Regions from separate parts of the Homo sapiens genome. Here region 2 is linked to region 1. A link is a contact called in ENCODE Hi-C or POLR2A ChIA-PET data. All regions are on one chromosome and are shown on one strand. Each heading gives the region's core, a stretch centred on a gene start or an enhancer-like site at or near the end of the contact. The rest is flanking DNA. Distances are from core to core; before and after follow the strand shown. Region 1 holds the start of PHLDA1 (pleckstrin homology like domain family A member 1). Region 2 has its middle 76 kb from the start of LNCOG.

What was found. A loop is a pair of places that touch in the nucleus more often than their neighbours do. ChIA-PET counts read pairs that join two places held with the same protein, here RNA polymerase II (POLR2A). Pooled maps may share reads with other maps.
Region 2: a pooled map shows a loop between it and region 1 (5-fold over the local background). The contact joins the enhancer-like site here to the promoter of PHLDA1 in region 1. A Hi-C loop is called at or near these places in 6 of 50 pooled maps. POLR2A ChIA-PET finds 5 or more read pairs at or near these places in 2 of 52 experiments (GM12878 and activated CD4-positive, alpha-beta T cell).

The regions. Positions count from the first base shown.
Region 1 is chr12:76,030,526-76,036,817 of GRCh38, reverse strand. PHLDA1 (pleckstrin homology like domain family A member 1) reads left to right here and starts at 5,042. Exons shown (of 2, transcript NM_007350.3): 1 at 5,042-6,292. The coding sequence starts at 5,077. The coding sequence ends at 6,282. It overlaps PHLDA1-AS1 (PHLDA1 antisense RNA 1), which reads right to left. Exons shown (of 2, transcript NR_186034.1): 1 at 6,224-6,292; 2 at 5,440-5,907. PHLDA1-DT (PHLDA1 divergent transcript) reads right to left here and starts at 5,005. Exons shown (of 2, transcript NR_185978.1): 1 at 4,016-5,005; 2 at 2,429-3,554. It overlaps NAP1L1 (nucleosome assembly protein 1 like 1), which reads left to right. Exons shown (of 15, transcript NM_004537.7): 15 at 1-233. RefSeq lists an enhancer at 4,887-5,136 and a silencer at 5,357-5,506.
Region 2 is chr12:76,181,059-76,187,350 of GRCh38, reverse strand. No RefSeq gene overlaps it. Among named protein-coding and RNA genes, the nearest start is that of LNCOG, 76 kb to the left of the region's middle. Within about 2 kb of position 3,853, at least 4 of the 41 ENCODE cell types and tissues checked have a DNase peak (open chromatin) inside an H3K27ac peak, as active enhancers do.

The sequences.
Region 1 (6,292 bases), core at 3,793-6,292:
TACAGGCGTGAGCCACCGCGCCCAGCCTTGGTTATCTTTTATACCCTGATGAGGGTAACGTGACATGTTCATAATTTACTGGGCTTTAACTTTTTCTTGAAAGATGTTTGACCTTTGGTCTATCCAAATCTTTAATAATGATCATTGTCATGAGTTTCTACTGTATATTGCAAATTGGTTTACAGATCAGAATTTTGTAATCATTATGAATTAAACACTTAATAACTTTCCAAGTTCTGTTACATGTCTTTAAGCCAGTATTGATTAATGGACTTTTAGTCAAGTGTTTGACTATGTAACTGCCAAGTAAGAAACTTACCAACTCAGTTCCATTACTGTGTTTCTCATGCTTCTAAATACTCTTACTAGAAAACAGTAGGATACTAGTTTATATAAACACCTCTCATGATATTAAATTGCATGTTGCTTGGGAAAAGGTTTGTGGGATTTATTTTAGATGTCTGACTATAAAAGCATTTAAGATTCAGAGAGGCCTAGCATGTAGTTATCCATTTAAAAAGTATACCAGAGATATGTTTGTAGGGCAAATTTCAAGTCCTTACATCTCAAGTTTTAAAAAGTAGGATGCATCATGAAAAATCTGTCAAAAGCATTTGAAAAAATTGATATTCTTTTTATGATGGGTATGGACTTCTAATTCAATTCAAGATTTCTACCTATGTTGAGCATCTACTTGGTATCAAGACTTTTTCTAGGTGATTGGGACACATCAGAAACAATGGTCCTTGCCCTCTTGAATAGCTTGCATACTATTCTAGTGGGAAGGGGAACAGAAATAAGCAATAGGTACAATAAATTATTGAGTAGCATGTTAGAAGATAATATATGCTATGGGAAAAATTAAGGGGAATTGAGTGGCTACCATTTGAGAGTGATCAGGATAGGCCTGTTGAGCCAAGACTTGAAGAAAGTGATGGAGATAACTTTGGGTGCTATGCTGAAAATAGATAACAAGGATAGAATCAGGGAGACAAGTTAGGAGGCCATCATAGTAATCCAGTGGGGGGATATGATGGTGATTTGGATCAGGGTGGTAATGAAGGAAGTGGACAGAATCCAGATGTAGTTGAAGGCCTAACCAGTAGGATTTCCTGACTAAATGTGTAGATTAAATATTGGGAGAGAAAAAAATTACTACAAGGCAGGCATGATTCTACACACTTGAAGGCCTGGGGCAAGAGTACAATGGAGATACCGTATGTTTAAATATTTAAAAGTACTGTTTAATGAAAATATGCCCAATGTGCCTGTCTTGACAAACTTTCATTAGAACTGGGAAGCCAGGTTTGTATTTATGCCAGAATATAACTTGCGGGCAGAGCTGACCCTCAGCCCATGAGCCACCTTCCTTTTCTTCCCACCCCGGCTCTGAACTGTATGGCAAGGGGCCTCCTGCACATTTACTTGGATGCCATAACCAGTATATTCGAACTGCCCTATCCCCCTAACACATCAGTGCATGCAATGATGATGTAATGCATTTCCTGGAACAGCTGGGGCTATTCTGGGCAGGGTATTTGGGGTCTTGAGTACCTAGAGTGTAGTGCAGAATGAGTATGCTCTCTAGATTGACATGTCATCTTGACTCTAAAGCACTCAATCCTAAAGCTCAGGGCCTTGGATAAGGGCCTTTCCTGGCCTGGTGTAAGGGCAGTACTGATCTACGGTTTTTAGTTTGAGCATCTGTACAGAGGATTGCTGTCAACTGAGAAAGGGGGCTGCAGGTAGAGTAGGTTAGAGTGAGGAAAATAGTTTGGGAGCTCATTCACATGTTTGATTTCTTAGACTACACAAGCCGTACTGTAGAGAAGTGTAAATGGAGAATTTTCAACTTATAGTAGCACTCACTGGCCTGGAATTGATAAAAACTGAAGGCTGTTTTTCACTATAGTTAATTCTAACCTATAAACTGGAGCAGTTCCATGTAGGAATTTGTTAAAACCTATTGTGTATGAATTACAGACTCCTCTGACCATCCGAGTGTTCTTTTTCAGTTTTTTTTTTTTTTTCCTATGACCTAAAATCCCCTCAGACTTAAACCTTTAGTGAACTACTCAGTAAATGGCTTTACTAGTAAGTGTTCCCTTGCCTGGTATGTTTATTATTTTTTAACTTCAGTGTTTTATTCTTCGGCAGTAAGCAGTTGGATATAAGTTGGGGGTATAAATTTGGGACTCTGGCATATAGATGTTATTAAAAGTGATGAGACTGGATATCAACAAGGGAATGAGTGTAGATAAAGAAGAGAGCCAAAGACAAAGACTTGGGGCATTCCAACATTAAAAGTTTGGAGAGAAGAGAAAGCACCTCATAGAGGAGACACTGGAGATGTAAAGGAAAACTGAGTGATGTCCTTGAAGCCAAGTGATAAACTTTATCCAAGAGAAGAAAATGAACTGTCCAGTGCTGCTGATAGATAACTTTATATTGCCAGCTGTAAAATGTACTTTCAATTAGCCATTTCAAATTTGTTTACCAAAGCAATGATTTTGTTGGCTAGTTTTCTAAACTTCAGTAACTTTTCAGTGACTTGTAGGTTTTCATTGCATATACAGCTGAATTTTTTTTTTTTTTTAAACAGGGTCTTGCTGCCACCCAGGCTTGTATAGTGGTGCGATCCTAGCTCCTGCAACCTTGAACTTCTGGGCTCAAACAGTCCTCCACCTCAGCCTCCCAAGTAGCTGGGGCTACATGGCGCATGCCACCACACCTGGCTAATTTTTTTTTTACATTTGTAGAGGGAGGCCTTGCCATGTAGCCCAGGTTGGTTTCAAACTCCTGGGCTCAAGGGATCCTCTCACCTCAGCCTCCTAGAGTGTTGGTATTACAGGTGTGAACCACCATGCCTGGCCCAAAAGTTGTTTTTTTTTTTTTTAAGTTATTTTCTGTAATGCATTTTCTGTGAATTTATTGTCTTAAAAATTGGCAAATATGGCCATTTTGACATATTTGCCAAATATGAGCATATGGCAACTATGCTCTTAATTTGTTAAGTCACCAACTGTTGGTGGTAACTGTTGAAATAACAAGAGCAAAGTTATCACCAATCTACGGGATCCTTACACTACTGATATTTTCAATAATGCACCGTAGTCAGACATTGTAGACTTAACCTCTGAGCTGCTCACAAAATTACTAAATCATTCTGAAATACGTAACTGCAAATTCTGGGCTTTAAAGTCTCTAGTTAAATGGGTGATTTTGAAAATTGGTGGCTGTTCAGACATTTTCAAATGAGAATAGAATGCATTTGTTTCAGACTGATAAACTGCAGAAGGTTAGATAACACCAAACACATTTGAGTTTCTCCTAAGAAAATGACTTGGGCCTCCAGATTACATCTCATTTTTTTTTTTTTTACCCTATCAAGTTTGTTTTTCCATATGAAATGTCTTTCCCAACTACACCTGCCCTTGGAGACTGTGAATAACAGACTTAAAGGAAGTATCCTTTCCAGATGAGCTGAAGAATGTCATCCTCTTAAAAGAATGAACAGCTGGTCATGTAGAAATTCTCTGGAATGCTCACTTGTCCTACAAAGGCAGGGGAGCAGAAAACATGTAGTTTTTTTGTTATTGGTATACATAATTGTAAATCTTCGAGATAATTTTACTAGAAGTCCACATAATTTTAATAATTGCCTTTCTCCTGAAAAGATTGCTAATAAATTAACAATGTGAAGGCTAGAAAGCTGGCCAAGCATAATCCGGTGGGACTCAGGATTGCTGGCTGGATTGTCCCGTTTGATCAGACATTGTTTCTTAGATGAATATTCAGGACGCCCTCGTGTATAAAAGTTGTCCTTTGTTCTGACTACCTTGGTATTAAGTTCGAATTTCTTACCATGACACACAAAGGATTCGATTCTTGCTTAGCTCTCTAAGCTCCTCTCACTTTCTCTTCCCCTCTTGAATTCTTTGCTCTTGCCACACAACTAGCAGATGAACTAATCTATCTGTTCCAACGTGGGCACAGTAGCAGCCGTAACTCTTACCTTGGCCCACTCTGACTTGTCCAGCCCTGGTTGAATTCTTCGTATCCCCGTGAGGGTCCGCACGTAGTTGGGGCTGTTTACTAAACGGATGAACTTCCCTACCGGGAGGCTAGGTCTCGGTTATGCCTTACTTCCCAGGAAGCGGCTTCTATAGGCATTGTTTAAATGTAGGAGTAGGAGGGAGCTGGGGGTATTGCATTCCCCAGGTCACAGATAAATGAGATTCCAAAACCAAGATCTGGCTAGGCCTTGGAAAGAGGGACCTGCGAGGCCGACCAGACGTTTGGAACTGCGCCTTGCAGTGTGGGATCTCAGCACCGGATATTACCCCGGTTTGTAGAGAGTTGAGTTACTGTTTTAAGAGACGTTGCAAACCGTACGGGTCAAGAAGAAAGCCGAAGACGGGTTAGCGCCTGCGGTCGGGGTCGAGAAAAGCAGGCGAGATGCGACCTGACGTGGGTCCGCCTCTCTCCACCCGTGGCAAGCCCGACAGTCGCACTATTGCTTTAACAATCGCCCTCTTTCCAAGAAGAGCTACTTAGTGACCGTGAGCGAATATGCGTGGGAAGACACGATGTCCTCTCGGCCTCTGTGCGCTCAGTTGTTTACCTAGGCGTCCGGGGGAGGCACACTCGCGGGACTCGCGGGACTCGGCCCCGGCCTCCCAGCTCGCCCAGGACACGACGCTGGTTCTGCGGGCTCTCGGAGCCCAGCGCGAATCCCCCGGGCTAATTCCCAAGAACCGAGAGGCAGCACTGCCTGGAGGCTGCCCCCGCCTCCGCGCCCCCGTCCTCACTTTCTGAGGCTGTTAGCAGAGAGTCCCGCGGGCCGGGGAGAAGCGGGACGCGGGGGATGGCCTCGCAGCGCCCTGTGAGCGTCGGCAGTAGTCAGGCAGCCAGGGCTCCTTGGGCGATCGCCCTGGGTAGAGGAGAGGAGTTTCCGGGGCTCGGGTCCGGGTCGCCTTCCAGGGGAACGAGCGCGGAAGCAAGTGGGCGGCGAGAGGCGGAGCAAGAGACGCTGGAGGGCGTGGACGCAGCGGGCTTTGGAAAGGCCCCAAGTTAATGAGGCGTGCGCCGGCTGCCGAGCGCCTCTTGGAGCTGGGCTTTCCCCCGCGGTGCGGGCGCCAGGAGCCGCCTTTTCCGCTGGGTGTCACTCGGGGGTGGGGAAGATGGCCCATTCAAAAGCGCCGCGAGGGGGCCCGGCCAGTGCCCTTCAGTGAGCGCTCGCAAGAGGACGGCAGAGGCCCGGCAGCTCGGAGCTCCGGGACCTTGTGGCGCATCAGGACGCGGCTGTCCCTCTGCCGGGACCCAGAGCCGCCGCCGCCGCTCTGCCTCCTGCGTGTTAGCCTCCTCTGCGCGCTCCGGGCAGGCGGCCGTGGGAGCCGCTGGGGCGAGGACGGCGCGAGGCTGCTGCTGCTGCCCCCGGCCCGCGCGGCTGGAAACGGAGAGGCCGAGCCAAGCGGCGGCCCCTCTTATGCTGGGAGGATGCTGGAGAGTAGCGGCTGCAAAGCGCTGAAGGAGGGCGTGCTGGAGAAGCGCAGCGACGGGTTGTTGCAGCTCTGGAAGAAAAAGTGTTGCATCCTCACCGAGGAAGGGCTGCTGCTTATCCCGCCCAAGCAGCTGCAACACCAGCAGCAGCAGCAGCAACAGCAGCAGCAGCAGCAGCAACAACAGCCCGGGCAGGGGCCGGCCGAGCCGTCCCAACCCAGTGGCCCCGCTGTCGCCAGCCTCGAGCCGCCGGTCAAGCTCAAGGAACTGCACTTCTCCAACATGAAGACCGTGGACTGTGTGGAGCGCAAGGGCAAGTACATGTACTTCACTGTGGTGATGGCAGAGGGCAAGGAGATCGACTTTCGGTGCCCGCAAGACCAGGGCTGGAACGCCGAGATCACGCTGCAGATGGTGCAGTACAAGAATCGTCAGGCCATCCTGGCGGTCAAATCCACGCGGCAGAAGCAGCAGCACCTGGTCCAGCAGCAGCCCCCCTCGCAGCCGCAGCCGCAGCCGCAGCTCCAGCCCCAACCCCAGCCTCAGCCTCAGCCGCAACCCCAGCCCCAATCACAACCCCAGCCTCAGCCCCAACCCAAGCCTCAGCCCCAGCAGCTCCACCCGTATCCGCATCCACATCCACATCCACACTCTCATCCTCACTCGCACCCACACCCTCACCCGCACCCGCATCCGCACCAAATACCGCACCCACACCCACAGCCGCACTCGCAGCCGCACGGGCACCGGCTTCTCCGCAGCACCTCCAACTCTGCCTGAAAGGGGCAGC
Region 2 (6,292 bases), core at 2,604-5,103, 150 kb before region 1:
AGATGGGGTCTTGCTGTGTTGCCCAGGCTGGCAACTGCCTTTCAGTGACAAAGCACTGGACTGAAGAACATGATATACAATGTTGATTTTCATAACAGTGCTTTTTTAATGACAAAAGAGGTTTGTGACAGTCATGGTTTAAAACTTTCTTTCTTTTATTTTTTAGCATACATAATGGTGATAGATGAGTGAAATTGTATCAGTATTACTCTTCCTTTATGGGATTGTGAGAATTTTCTGGAATAATTATTAAGAAACCATTTCCACTTGTGGCAAGTAAGAAATAGCAAGGAGCACCCCATGTCCTGAAGACTTCAAGGACAAGAATCAACCAAAGACCTGTAAATGTCTGTCCTTGGTCTGATGAGCTGTGGCTTGTGTCACCCATGTTATATACAAGGTGTAATGATAATGGAACAAGACTGGATTTCATCAACCAGAGTAGAAATCAGGGTTATTTAGTTGGTTTAGCAAAGATCTATTCAATTTATGGAGCCATCTCTCTGCTCAGCCTCAGGGCAGTGTCACAGTCAAAGAAATTTTTTAATAATTTACATTCTTTACTTGCATTTCCTGAATACTTTGAAGGAGATACCAAGACCACAAAGGGAGATATGAACATTGCCCATCGTCATCCTCCTCCCCTCTCCTGTACTTCCTCCCTCATTGCAGCAGCTACTGCTTCACATCTTATCAATTTCTAGGAAAACTCTTCTCTGAGGTAGTGTTTCTCTTCTCTTTCCCCTTATCTCCCTGTTCTCCATCAAAAAGATCTAAGATCTACCTTGGGGATGGGGCAGAAAGCCAAATAGAACAACTCAGAATTCTCTTTGGCACAAGAAGAAAGGGAATGACAGGGAACCTCCACACATTAATTCTTTTCCTTCTGACACACATGCAAATTAGTACTGTTTATTTCAAAATAGTGGCCTTGAGGGGCTCCAGCTTTTATACCAATACCTCAAACATCCTGGGATATTCACTTTTGAAACAGTCTCAGAAACGACTGTGACGAAAATCCATTGCATCCTTTTGTGGTCACATTTCACAGAGCATAGCTTCCCCCTGGCACCCCTGTGACTTTCAGGACTTACATCTTTAAGTGTCTCAGCCCTCCATTAATTTGTGCTGAAAGAACTGACAGGCGAGGGACTTCTCAGAAGGCATTGGGGCTACTGGTGACGGTCAATAATGCCCGAAGATCTCTGGCTGTGACATAGGTTGGTACAGGAGATGGATGAAAGAGGAAGGAAGAAAACAAACAAAAAAAACATACATAGAAGAATAAGACAATGGGAGTAAAGAGGGGAAGGCAAAAAAGAATGGCGGAAAGAATTTTAAAAAGAAATACCTGCTGAAAACAGAACAGTTTATGATGCAGATTCTTCAACCTCCTAATGTAGTTAAGCATTTTACTCTGGTTTATCACAGGTTCCCAGCCACCTGGTGAAAGGGACTAGTGAGAAGTGGGGGTGAAGAGAAGGTGGCAGGTAAGAGAGACTGCCCAGGGACACTAGCGTCGGGTTTTGTTATATACCAAGAAGTTGCCCTGTTGATTAAACTCTGCTCAAAGAGAGTTGGAATATGAAGCAAGATACTCAATCTATCAGTAAAGAAATCAACAAGTCTTTTCTTTCCAAAATTTTGATGTCACAAGCCATTATCTGCAGCAGGACATTTGATTATAATAGAATTAATTGTCATATCACAAATAGTGGATTAATGAATGAAAGATTGGACTAAGTGAGTGGAGGGGCCACTATTATCACTGAGAATACAGTTTGATTAATAGAAAGAAAGACTGGGAGCTAGGTACAGTGGCTCACACCTGTAATCCCAGCCCTTTGGGAGGCCGAGGTGGGCAGATCATCTGAGGTCAGGAGTTCAACACCAGCATGGCCAACATGGTGAAACCCCATCTCTACTAAAAATACAAAAATTAGCCAGGCGTGGTAGTGCACGCCTGTGGTCCCAGCTACTCGGGAGGCTGAGGCATGAGAATCGCTTGAACCCAGGAGGCAGAGGTTGCAGTGAGCTGAGATGGTGCTACTGCACTCCAGCCTGGGTGACAGAGTGAGACTCTCGTCTCAAAAGAAAGAAAGAAAGAAGAGAGAGAGAGAGAGAGAGAAAAGGAAGGGGGCAGAGGGGAGGGGAGGAGAGGGAAGGGAGACTGGGAAACAAAAAATCAGAAAGAAAAGACCACTTTAAAGAGAGAGATGGGTAGAAAAAATTGATTTAGAGAACTTAAAAAATACTTTGAAGACAATGTACGTAATGATATAAAAAGGAAAAAACATCAATTTTCTACCCCTTCTAAATGTTACTGATGGAATAGGCAAGAATCACTCCCACATGTGGCTACCACATGGACATTGGTGCGTGTGGGTGTGGGTGTTTTTAAACAATTGAAGTTACCTGAGGTAAGTACCTGGTATTATTTCACACTGGACATTTGCCTTCAGAGTATAAAACAAATTACATGGCTAGTGATGGACCCGGAAGTTACAACTGACTAATTTTCACCTTTAGTTCTAATATGATTTTTAAAACAAAAACATATAGTAAATTTGTATAAAATCTTGGAATTTTTTTCATCTTTTCTTTCTATAACTGACACCCAGGAGCAAGCTGGCGAATTAATTTGAAGTTTTGGCATCTTGTATATTATTATTTGATTTTCTTTTTTCTTTTTTTCTTTTATATTTTACTCAAAGATCCAGCAGAAATGAATATTATTTTAGTTTTTAAGGCAGCCTCTACTATTGCATCAGAGATACTGAAACCTCCAAGAAAAATTAAAAGATTGTTTCTTATGAACTAATAGATATGTCTTATTAATATTCTACTCAACATTTTAATGTATGAACTTTGTTTTTATAGACTAGTTCAAGACCAGAGTCTATTAGTAAAAACAGATTTTACAGAAAAGTGAAAAATGATAATCTATAAAGATCATTGGAAAAAATGTGCTCTCTGATAGGTGGTAACATGTGCTAGTGTTTCTTTTATTAATAAATTAGATATCTGAAGAGGAATACAAAAGATTGTCAAAGGCTCATGCACACATTAAAATATTTATCCCTGGCTTTCATTTCATAAGCTGAAAATGTCTAATTCATATAAAAATAAAATGTTAATACACCTATTATCATCTTGGCACCTTGGTACTTAGATTTGTTATGTTTATGTAGGCAAGGGTTCACAATCTTGACTGCACATTAGAATTATCTGGGGAATTTTTTAAATAAATTTTGATGCCCAAACAGAAGCCCAAACCAATGAATCAGAATCTCTCAAGGGTAAAAGATGGTATTTTCAAGGAACCTCAGGTGATTCCAAACACACCAGTGAGGTTGAGATCTACCAATTTTAGCAGTTCCTGATCAAGCCTCATTTTAATTACCATCTCTGTTAGAGTCATTTCCTCCTCTGCACTAAAAGAAGAGCACAAAGCAGATTGTATCATTGCAGCTTATGCCTGTGTTTCATTGTTTTTTTAATCTTCAGTACCTGATAGCTGCTCAAACATGAATGAATAAATGAACGTACTTATTTCCAACCAGGACCATGGAGAAAGGCTGCCACCATTTTAAAGACAGCAGATTCATTTAGAGCACATTGAGAGATGATCTGACTCATTTCGTTACATTACGCAGCTCTGAGTCACCTGGCACTTTCCCAGACAAAAAGTTTCAGAATCTGATGTTTCAGATCCTCATCCAATAGACATTTTTATCCCAGGAGCCAAGGCTGAGAATGCAGCTGACAGAATCAGTACAGGGCTTCTCTTAGGGAAGCGGTGGGAAGTCCCTGCTGCTCTGTGCTTATGTAACCATATGTTGTACAAGCATGACCCATAGAATGTGATCCAAACACTATATTTGTCTTGCTCCATCATTTTAAACTCTTATCAGTGGAGACAAACTTTTCTTGTTCATGGAGAGTCTTGGGCCACTCTCAGTGTTAGTCACTTTTAGTTGTAAAACAATCCTATTTTAGAAAGTTAATATAGTTGGTCTCACATAATAATAAAAAATCCAAACGTGAGATCAGGGCTAAACCATCACCTCTTCTCCAGCCTGGGCTTGTGTCGAAAGCCTGCATGTGGAAGGAGTTTGTGATCCTTCCGTTCTCTCTTTTCTCCCAGCTCACCTGTGCCACCTGTGATTTCTCTCTGGCTGGGGTCAAAATAGGGAGAGGGAGGAAAAGGAAGAAAATATGACACTGTTACTTGGCTGAACTTGGTAATGGTTGAAGTGGGAAACCTTGGATGAGAACAAGAGAGGGTAGCAGTTGATTCTTTTCTCATGGGAGATTTCATGGGTTCTTCAGAGTTTCTTGCTCTTCCCTTGACCTGGGCTGATCATGCTCTCCTTTGGGTGGTGCAAGGAAGGAAAAATGCTTTCTTCTACCTTTCTGGAATCTGTGACTGGTCCAAGAATTTAACTGAAATAAGACAGAATAACAGGCGAAAAAAAATTGAATTGTGTCTGCACACACAGGAGACCCACAAAAATATAAGACTCAAGGAAGGGGTCAGATGATTGAAACTCATATATTATCAGGAGCTACAGAGAGGAATAGGGGTTAGAATTTCTGGGTGGGAAGATGGGTGGAGACAAATTATGGGAAGAGGAGAGGAAATGTATGGTGAATAAAGGTTGTCGTGTGGTGCAGATAAGCGTCTCTCAGGTGAGAAAAGTTGTCTAGGAGTAGCTCTCTTTCTGGTACTGATATCTTTAGTAATAAAAGATATCTTTAGTAATAAAAATGTCTTTAGAAAATTCCTTTAGGCTGGGCGCGGTGGCTCACGCCTGTAATCCCAGCACTTTGGGAGGCTGAGGCAGGCAGGTCACTTGAGGTCAGGAGTTCAAGAACAGCCTGGCCAACATGAGGAAACCCTGTCTCCACTAAAAATACAAAAAGTAGCCAGGTGTGGTGGCACGCACCTGTAATCCCAGCTACTCGGGAGGCTGAGGCAGTAGAATCGCTTGAACCTGGGAGGTAGAGGTGGCAGTGAGCTGAGATCACGCCGGGGCAACAGAGTGAGACTGTCTCAAAAAATAAAATAAAATTCCTTTAAATGAGAAAACTTATGCTTTAGTTTAGGCAGCTGAGGGGAAAGTAAAGGGCTTTTCCTTTGTTGGCTCATTCTCAGTTGCCTTTAGTTCAAAATAATTAATATGCCAAAGTAGCATATTTTGGGGTAGCACTTTCTGAACTCTTTCAATGGCCATTTGTGACACTTTCTTCACCTCAAGATACATAGGCCCCTCCAGGCAGCCTAGTTGACAAAAAGAGCTCCTGACAAAGGCTCTCTTCTTTGGCCAAGCTTGAGTCAGGCTGCCTTGGGTCTTTTCTGACTAGGCCAGACCTTGGGTTTCCTTCTCTGTCTTTGTAGAATCCAGTTAGAGGAAGAATCCTGCTAAGTCAGGTTAGTGAAAATTCTCCACACTGGGTATCTGACCACCTTCAATATCTTACCCTGGCCTGCCTTAAGCAAGAATACTTTTTTTTCTTTTTCTTTTTTAAGACAGGGTCTCTCTATGTAGCCCAGGCTGGGATGCAGTGGCTATGCATAGGTGTAATCATGGCACAATACAGTCTTGAACTCCTGGCCTCAAGTGATCCTCAATCCTCAGCCTCCCAAATAGGTGGGACTATAGGTGGGAGCCACTGCACCCAGTATACCTTCAGCAAGAATTCTGTTGAGTCCATCTAGCAAGAATCTCCCTTAAACCTGATCTCTCCTCTTAGTCACTTTCCATCCACTGACTCCTATCCTGCTCCGTGGCTATAAATCCCCACTTGTCCTTGTTGGAATTAAAGTCAAGCCGAAGTCTGGGCTCAGTGGATCATGCTTGTAATCCCAGCACTTTAGGAGGCTAAGACAGGTGAATTGCTTGAGCCCAGGAGTTTGGAATCAGCCTGGGCAATATAGCCAAACCCCATCTCCACAAAAGTTAGCCAGGAGTGGTGGCATGCACCTGTAGTCCCAGCTACTCGGGAGGCTGAGGTGGGAGAATCACCTGAGCCCGGGGAGTTCGAGGCTTCAGTGAGTCATGATCTCCCTACTGTCCTCCAGCCTGGGCAACAGAACAAGACTGTCGAAAAGAAAGGAAAGGAAAAGAAAAGAAAAGAAAAGAAAATAGAAAAGAAAAAAGAAAAGAGAGGATAAGAAGGGAGAAAGGAAGGAAGGGAGAAAGAAAGAGAAAGGGAGAAAGAGAGAAAAAGAGAGAAAGAGAGGAAGGAAAGAAGGAAAGAATGAAGGAAGGAAGGAAAGAAGGAAGGA